2 separate regions of the Homo sapiens genome follow, and region 2 is linked to region 1. Evidence: read pairs that join two places in POLR2A ChIA-PET (ENCODE). Cell type or tissue: Panc1. All regions are shown on one strand.

Evidence for each region. Peaks named below come from ENCODE experiments on the same cell type or tissue, not always from the same donor. Only the 100,000 strongest peaks of a DNase experiment are listed, where the experiment ranks them.
Region 2: POLR2A ChIA-PET joins it to region 1 with 10 read pairs; 4 of 35 experiments call an interaction of 5 or more read pairs at or near these places.

Annotation. Positions count from the first base shown.
Region 1 is chr10:47,065,384-47,069,383 of GRCh38, forward strand. No RefSeq gene overlaps it. Among named protein-coding and RNA genes, the nearest start is that of PTPN20, 160 kb to the left of the region's middle. In Panc1, no CTCF peak of the experiment used is centred here; no DNase peak of the experiment used is centred here.
Region 2 is chr10:47,165,196-47,169,195 of GRCh38, forward strand. No RefSeq gene overlaps it. Among named protein-coding and RNA genes, the nearest start is that of GDF10, 130 kb to the right of the region's middle. In Panc1, CTCF peaks have their summits at 364 and 567; no DNase peak of the experiment used is centred here; H3K4me3 peaks cover 814 bases; H3K27ac peaks cover 1,545 bases.

The DNA of each region.
Region 1 (4,000 bases):
GAATACTTACTGAAGGATTTTAAGTAGAATACTGATGTAGTCATGCTTGTGATTCTGGAAGATGACTTTGTCAGTCCTGTGCAGGATAGACTGAAGGTAGGGATGGGAGGGATAAAGAGGTCTCAAACCAGGACAAAGATAGCAGGCATGGAGAGGAGGGGGCTTTATGGTAATTAGATAGTGATGCTTCTCAGCAATCCAAAAGGAGGAGTGCAAGTAGGATTGCTTCGGCAGAAGCGAAGTGGTGTAGTTGCTGTGAGTGTGGAGTCAGCCAGAGCTGGATTCTTTGCTATGTTGGGAAAATTATTTGGTGATTCTAAGCTTCCAATTGCTCATTTATAAAATGGGAATCATGATAAAACCCACCTCCCATTATTATAATGATTGAATAAAATAAAGGGACAGCACACAGCATATCTCACTTGCTCAACAAATGGCAGCCTCTCCTGTGGTTGGCCTTTTTGCTGTAGTTATCATCTCCTTCCTCATCTGTCCATCATCTGTTGGTGCCTTCCATATTTCTATTCTTGTTCACCTTGATCATGCTCAAAGCCACTTACATGTTCAGAAATACAAATTGGAATCTCCAAGATCTGCCGCCTGAGGTGTGTGCCCACACACTCCACTGTCTGATGGGCCAGAAGTGTATCCCCTGGGATATGAACTCTCACCTCTGCTTCCTTCCCCACCCTGCTCCTTGCCCTGGGCCCCTGCTCGAAGTGTGGGACAGTTGTCATCAGCTACATTAGTCATCACATTAATCTATTTTCTTCCTCTCAGCCCGCATGTCCACAGTCAACAAACTGTGCCAGTTGTCCTCTTAAGCCCATGCTCACCTGCTCCCCCTTCTCCTCCCGTGCCCATGTCTAATTCCAGCCTCCACAGGTGTCCCCTGGACTACTGCTACAGCACCCTAGGGTGCTTCTCTGATTGGCTTTTCCCTTCATCCACTCCATCCTCCACAGTACTCTTTCTTCATTTTTAACTTCTCTAACCTTTATTAACATTGACCATACACATATATAAATACATTGTCATTACAAAAGATTCATATAGCAGTGAAGTTTACTCAATAAAAAACGTGAGGCGGGTGTGGTGGCTCACACCTGTGGTCCCAGCACTTTGGGAGACTGAGGCAGGTGGATCATTTGGGGTTGGGAGTTCAAGACTTGCCTGGCTAACATGGTGAAACCCTGTCTCTACTAAAAATACAAAAAAATGAGCTGGGCATGGTGGCACATGCCTGTAATCCCAGCTACTCAGGCGGCTGAGGCACGAGAATCACTTGAACCCAGGAGGCAGAGGTTGCAGTGAGCTGAGATCACACCACTGCACTCCAGCCTGGGTGACAGACTGAGACCCTGTCTCCAAAAAACACAAAAAAACAAAAAACCTCTCCTCACATGTACCCACTACCCTCCCAAAGGTAACCACTACCTTCCCAGAGGTAACCACTGGCAACATTTTGATGAGAATTCTCTAATTATTTTTTACATATTTATATATGTATGAATATATAAATACATACACACACGCATACATATATATTTGCTTTTTTTTTTGTTTTGTTTGAGACGGAGTCTTGCTCTGTCACCCAGGCTGGAGTGCAGTGGCATGATCTTCGCTCACTTCAAGCTCCACCTCCGGGGTTCACGCCATTCTCTTGCCTCAGCCTCCCAAGTAGCTGGGACTACAGGGGCCCGCCACCACGCCGGGCTAATTTTTTGTATTTTTTAGTAGAGACGGGGTTTCACCGTGTTAGCCAGGATGGTCTTGATCTCCTGACCTCATGATCCGCCCTCCCAAAAGTGCTGGGATTACAGGCGTAAGTCACTGTGGCCGGCCTATATTTGCTTTTTAATGTAAGGAGTGTCATACATTGGATACAATTCTGTGATTTGCTTTTGCCACTTCCTGTGTCTTGGAGACTTTTTTATATCAGAAGATAGAGCCATTCTTTTTACCAGCTGCATCTTATTCTGTGTGTGTATGCAGTCATCGTGTTTTGTTTGTGTGTGTGTGTGTTTTTAGCTTTTAAGTTCAGGAGTACAAGTGCAGAATGTACAGGTTTGTTGCATAGGTAAACATGTGTCATGGGGGTTTGTTGTACAGATCATTTCATTACCCTTGTGGTAAGCCTAGTATCCATTAGTTATTTTTCTTGATCCTCTCCCTCTTCCCTCCGACCCTCTGACAGGCCCAGTGTGTGTTGTTCCCTTCTATGTGTCCATGTGTTCTCATTATTTACCTCCCACTTATAAGTGAGAACATGCAGTATTTGGTTTTCTGTTCCTGCATTAGTTTGCTTAGGATAATGACCTCCAGCTCCATCTATGTCCCTGCAAAGGACATGATCTCCTTCTTGTTTATGGCTTCAGAGTATTCCATGGTATATACGTACCACATTTTCTTTATCCAGTCTACCATTTGATGGCCATTTGGATTGATTCCATGTTTTTGCTATTGTGGATAGTGCTGCAATGAACATACATGTGCATGTGCCTTTATAACAGAATTATTTATATTGCTCTGGGCATACACCCTGTAATGAGATTGCTGGGTTGAATGGTATTTCTTTGTTTAGGTCTTTGAGGAATTGTCACATTATCTTCAACATTGGTTGAACTAATTTATACTCCCACCAACAGTGTATAAGCGTTCCTTTTTCCCCACAGCCTAGCCAGCATCTGTTTTCTTTTTTGTTTTTAATAGCCATTCTTACTGGTGTGAGATGGTATCTCATTGTGGTTTTGATTTGCATTTCTGTAATGATCAGTGATGTAGAGCTTTCTTCATATGATTGTTTAGCCACCCTTATTGATGGAAACGTAGATTGTTCTAAATTTGCACTTTTCTAATGAGGCAATGAATCTATATTCAACTTTATGCACATACAAGAGATGTTTTAGAACATATTCCTAGAAGTGGGATTTTTGTAAAGTGTAAGTTTAGTTTCAGCAAATCTGCATTTTGCCTTCTGGAGGGAGTTTTTGCACTCCCAGGCTCTTCAGTGATGCATGAGCAATTTCCTCACCATCCTGAGACCACATTGGCATGTTGCATATTTGCCCCTCTGAATCGAGAGAAACATATTTTTGTCTTAATTTGTGTTTTTTTGATTGCTGGTGAGGAGGACCTTTCTGGACAGGATCCAGGGGACTTCACCGGGGGCCAAGTGGAGGACCGCTTCTGTAGTTCTCACTATTGCCCTTTCCAATCTGCTCTCCTGGTTTTCCTTCCCTGCTGTTCAATAAAATCTGGGGCAACTCCCACTAAATTTTCAGTGGCTCAGTCTAGTCGGTCAGTCTAGGATCGCACAGCACTGTCAGGACCGCACAGCACAGTCAGGACCAGCGTAAATCTGACTCTGGGCTCTCATCCCAGTGAAAGCTTCCCCAGCCTCCAGCAGGAGATGCCTAGAGAAACTCAGCTGTTCTCACCCTTCTTTTCCCCCAACTCAACAGGAACTGCTTATTATCCTTCTTAAGCTGGACTCAGGAAGGAGAAAGGATTAGGAAAAAAGGCCACAAAGTGGCTGATGTCATACAGCTTGGGGTTTTTCAGACTTCTGGGTGCAATTTCTGATGCTCTCTTTGAATGATGCTTTGGGGGCTGATGAAGGCCCAATCCACTGTGGACCCAGATTGTCCTTTTCTTGACAGAGGGAAGGCCTTTCACTGGGGCCACTCGTAGTGCCACCATCAGCCTGTAATTTGGGGCCTAGATGCCCTAGGTCCTTCCCCTCTCTTCACTGTCCTTTGCTTCCCCTTGTGCCAGCTTGGGCAGAGCAGACATAGCCACGTACCCTCACCTTCAGTCTTTGGAGGGACGCATGTCACATTCTCCTGGTGACCCATCTTGGAGTTCCTCTCACAGTGTGACTGCCCTCTGGCATGGGCTGAGAAGCAGATTGCCTTCCTCCTCCGTGTGTGTCTGAGTGTGCATGCGTGTGTGTGCCCATGTGTGTCTCCAAGGAACCTCGGGGGCCACTGCCAACTCT
Region 2 (4,000 bases), 100 kb after region 1:
CTCTCAGTACTTGTTGAATGAATGAAAAGAGGTAGAAATGAATTCTACACTGTCTGCCAAGAAGTTTCCTCAGAGGCAAGAAAGAGCAATTGTGCTCATGCATCCTTCCGTGGGGCTCTGCAGTACTCCTTCCCGGCTTGCCCTGGGAACCCCAGAAGAACACCTGTACCCACAGCCTTGGAGGAGCCCCTCCCTCTGTGGGAGGCCTGGAGCCTCTTGGCATTACCGGGCTGGGCTGTTGATTTTGTTCAGTCACACTCACCCAGGGAATGACTTTGATAGACAGTTTTGTCTGAACCTGGTCCTCGGAGGCTGGGGGTTAGTAGGAAGTATGTAAGAAAGCCTGGGGCAGGGGGAAGAGCAGCCCCAGAGTTCACAGCACGACATCTGCTGCCCAGAGAGGTGAAGTACTTTGTGCAAGATACACGTCTATCATACAAGGAGCCAAGATTTGGACCTGAGGTTTTCCTGGGCCCTTCCCACATGCCCCCGGCCTCTGCAGAGATTCAGAGGAACGAATGGGAAGGAGCAGCCAACCCGACCGCAGCGTGATCACGAGAAGGAGGGCTCTGCTGTGCCCTGTGAGGCCACCCTAGGGCCCCTGGGGCAGAGAGCTCGCGTGTGTCTCTGACTTGCCTGATGGTCACTGCCAGGCTGCCTTGCCTGCCTTCAGAGCTCTAGACAGAGGCCCCTTTAAACTTCCTCCTCGGCCGGGCCAAGACGCTGCAACAGCTCAGCGCGGCTCCCAGCGAACCCCGAGTGAACCCTCGGGGCTTTATTTTCATTTCTTCTTGGCAGGACGTAACTTCCTGCTTCTAAGAAAAACATCTTTAAACAGAGCCACGAACGGTTCCAGGGTGTCCCGCACATCCCCCGCTAGACGGAACAATAGCGCAATGAGCTGCGTGGAGTGGATTGGAAGCACATGGAGCCTGTTTCCTTTCAAAATCCCCCAGGGGCTCAGCCTGGAGGAGCCAGGGTGTTTGATAAATCATGCTGGAACTTTTATCAGGTCCAGTGTGTGTGAGCAAAAGCCAGAAGGGGAGGGAGGGGGTCCCCTAGGGCCCCCAGAATCCGGGCCAACTGGAGGCCTAGACAAGAGGAGGGATCTGAGTCTTGAGCACCTACTGCATGCGCCTGAGGTGCTGACTCATCCAGGGCCAGCGGGAGAAGTGCCCCAGGACCTGCCCTGAGCCCTGTGGAGGCAGAGACACAGCTGTCATAGACCAGGCGCCACTGGGGAATGTGGTAACCAGGAGGAAGGGTCACTGGGTAAGGGGGCTTCACTGTTACCTGTGCACTCTCCTAGTACGTGCCTCTTCAGACCAAGCAGAGGGGAATTTGTGCAAGCCCAGGAGGAGCCTTCTGGATTCTTTTCCTTTCTTTTCCTGCAGTACCGGTATATCAGGGCCTGGCCTCAGCCCAAAGCGTCAGGGAGCTCAGAGCGAAGTCTGGCCTTGGGTCCTGGGGAAAACATGGAGGCATGGAGTAGGGCGGGAAGGGGCAGTGAGGAGCCGAGGAAGGAGGCTCTGGGAGTCTTAGGGGTCTTGGCAGCATGGAAGTGAGAGGTGAAGCCAGCTGGTCTTCTGGGTCGGGTGGGGACTTGGAGAACTTTTCTGTCTTGCTAAAGGATTATAAACACACCAATCAGTGCTCTGTGTCTAGCTTAAGTTTTGTAAATGCACCAATCGGCACTCTGTAAAAATGGACAAATCAGCACTCTGTAAAATGGACCAATCAGCACTCTGTAAAAATGGACCAATCAGCAGGATATGGGCGGGGCCAAATAAGGGAATAAAAGCTGGCCACCGGCCCAACTGCAGCAACCCTGTAGGGTCTGTTTCGAGTTTGTGGAAGCTGTGTTCTTTTGGTCTTCACAATAAATCTTGATTCTGCTTAGTGTTGGGAACTGTGCTATGTTTGTGAGCTGTAATACTGCCAAGGTGTGCAGCTTCACTCATGAAGCCACAGAGACCATGAACCCATCAAGACCACGATCCTACCGGGAGGAATGAATAACTCCAGACACGCCACCTTTAAGAGCTGTAACACTGGCCGGGTGTGGTGGCTCACGCCTGTAATCCCTGCATTTTGGGGGGGCTGAGGTGGGCGGATCACAAGTTCAGGAGATCCAGACCATCCTGGCCAACATGGTGAAATCGTGTCTCTGCTAAAAATAAGAAAAATTAGCCAGGAGTGGTGGCAGGCGCCTGTAGTCCCAGCTACTCGGAGGCTGAGGCAGTAGAATGGCATGAACCCGGGAGGTGGAGCTTGCAGTGAGCTGGGATTGCATCACTGCACTCCAGCCTGGGTGACAGAGCGAGGCTCTGTCTCAAAAAAAAAAAAAAAAAAAGCTGTAACACTCACGGCAACGGTCTGTGCCTTCACTCCTGAAGTAAGCAAGACCACGAACCCACCAGAAGGAAGAAACTCTGGACACATCTGAACATCTTAAGGAACAAATTCTGGACACCATCTTTAAGAACTATAACAGTCACTATGAGGGTCTGCCTGTTCATTCTTGAAGTCAGTGAGACTAAAATCAACTGGAAGGAACCAATTCTGGACACAGAAGCATTACTTTCTCTGAAGGAAGCCCATGCTTCTGCCCCTGGGCATCTGAGCCAGCTCAAAGCATGTTTGGCTTGGAGGAAACCTCACCAGGAAGGACAGCGCAGCTCTATTAAGCTGTGGTGGGGATGAACAACTGGCCTGTGAACTGTCATGCCTGGATTTTGGTCACATATAGTTAGTTACCAGGTTTGTAACTTAGCTTTAGTCTTATAAACAAACATTGTTTACAATATATAACATTCGTTGCATTATTAATTTCCTTGCAGTCTCTAGAAAGCAATATTGCTCCTAAGAATTTTACAGTGGTTCTTCTGTAACAGGAAAGGGTGCTGAGAGCAATGGACTTTGGGATCAGAGAGCAATGGTTTCAGTGGCACCTTCTTGACTTATTTTCAGTCTCAGTTTTCTTACCTGTGAAGTAGAAACAAGGACACCTACCTTAAGGATTTGGTGTGAGGGTTAGTTATTTATGGGTCCTTATTACAATAAGGTGAAGGTGACTTATAGATACATAAAATAGAATAAAGTGGCAGAAGAATAAAAGAAGGAAGGTAAGTATAAGAGAAAACAGAAAATGTATTCAGTAATAACTAAAAACCACGTACCATAATTTTCATTTTCTGAGGGTAAAGAACTTTTTTTTTTTTTGAGATGAAGTGTTGCTCTGCTGCCCAGGCTAGAGTGCCGGTGGCACCATCTCGGCTCACTGCAACCTCTGCTTCCCAGGTTCAAGCAATTCTCTGCCTCAGCCTCCCGAGTACCTGGGATTACAGGCACCCGACACCACACCTGGCTAATATTTTTGTATTTTTAGTAGAGGCAGGGTTTCAACATCTTGGCCAGGCTGGTCTTGAACTGCTGACTTTATGATCCACCTGCTTTGGACTCCCAAAGTGCTGGGATTACAGGCGTAAGCCACTGCACCCAGCCAGAACATTTTTATCTCTAAGGATTCTTACCCGCATGAGAACGGGACTCTGCATGCTCTGCGGTTCATGGAGGGCATAGGATGAAGCAGACCAGGTCCCCACAAGAATCTCAACTGTTCTTGGTACCAGGATGAGGTGGAAAATAAGCCTTGTAGTCTTATTTTTTAAATTTTATTCATTTAATTATAAATTGACAAATTACATTTGTATATACTTATGGAGTACAAAGTGATGTTATGATTTATAAATACTGTTGACTGTTGAACAACGTGGGTTTGAACTGCATGGGTCCACTTATATGCAAATTTCCTTCTGTCTCTGCCACTTTGAGAAAGTATAGCCAACCCTTCCCCTTCCTTCTCCTCAACCTACTCAACATGAAGATGACAAGGATGAAGACCTTTCTGATGACCCACTTCCATTTAATGAATAGTAAATATATTTTCTCTTCCATATGATTTTCTTTATAACATTTTCTTTTCTCTAATTTAGTCTAA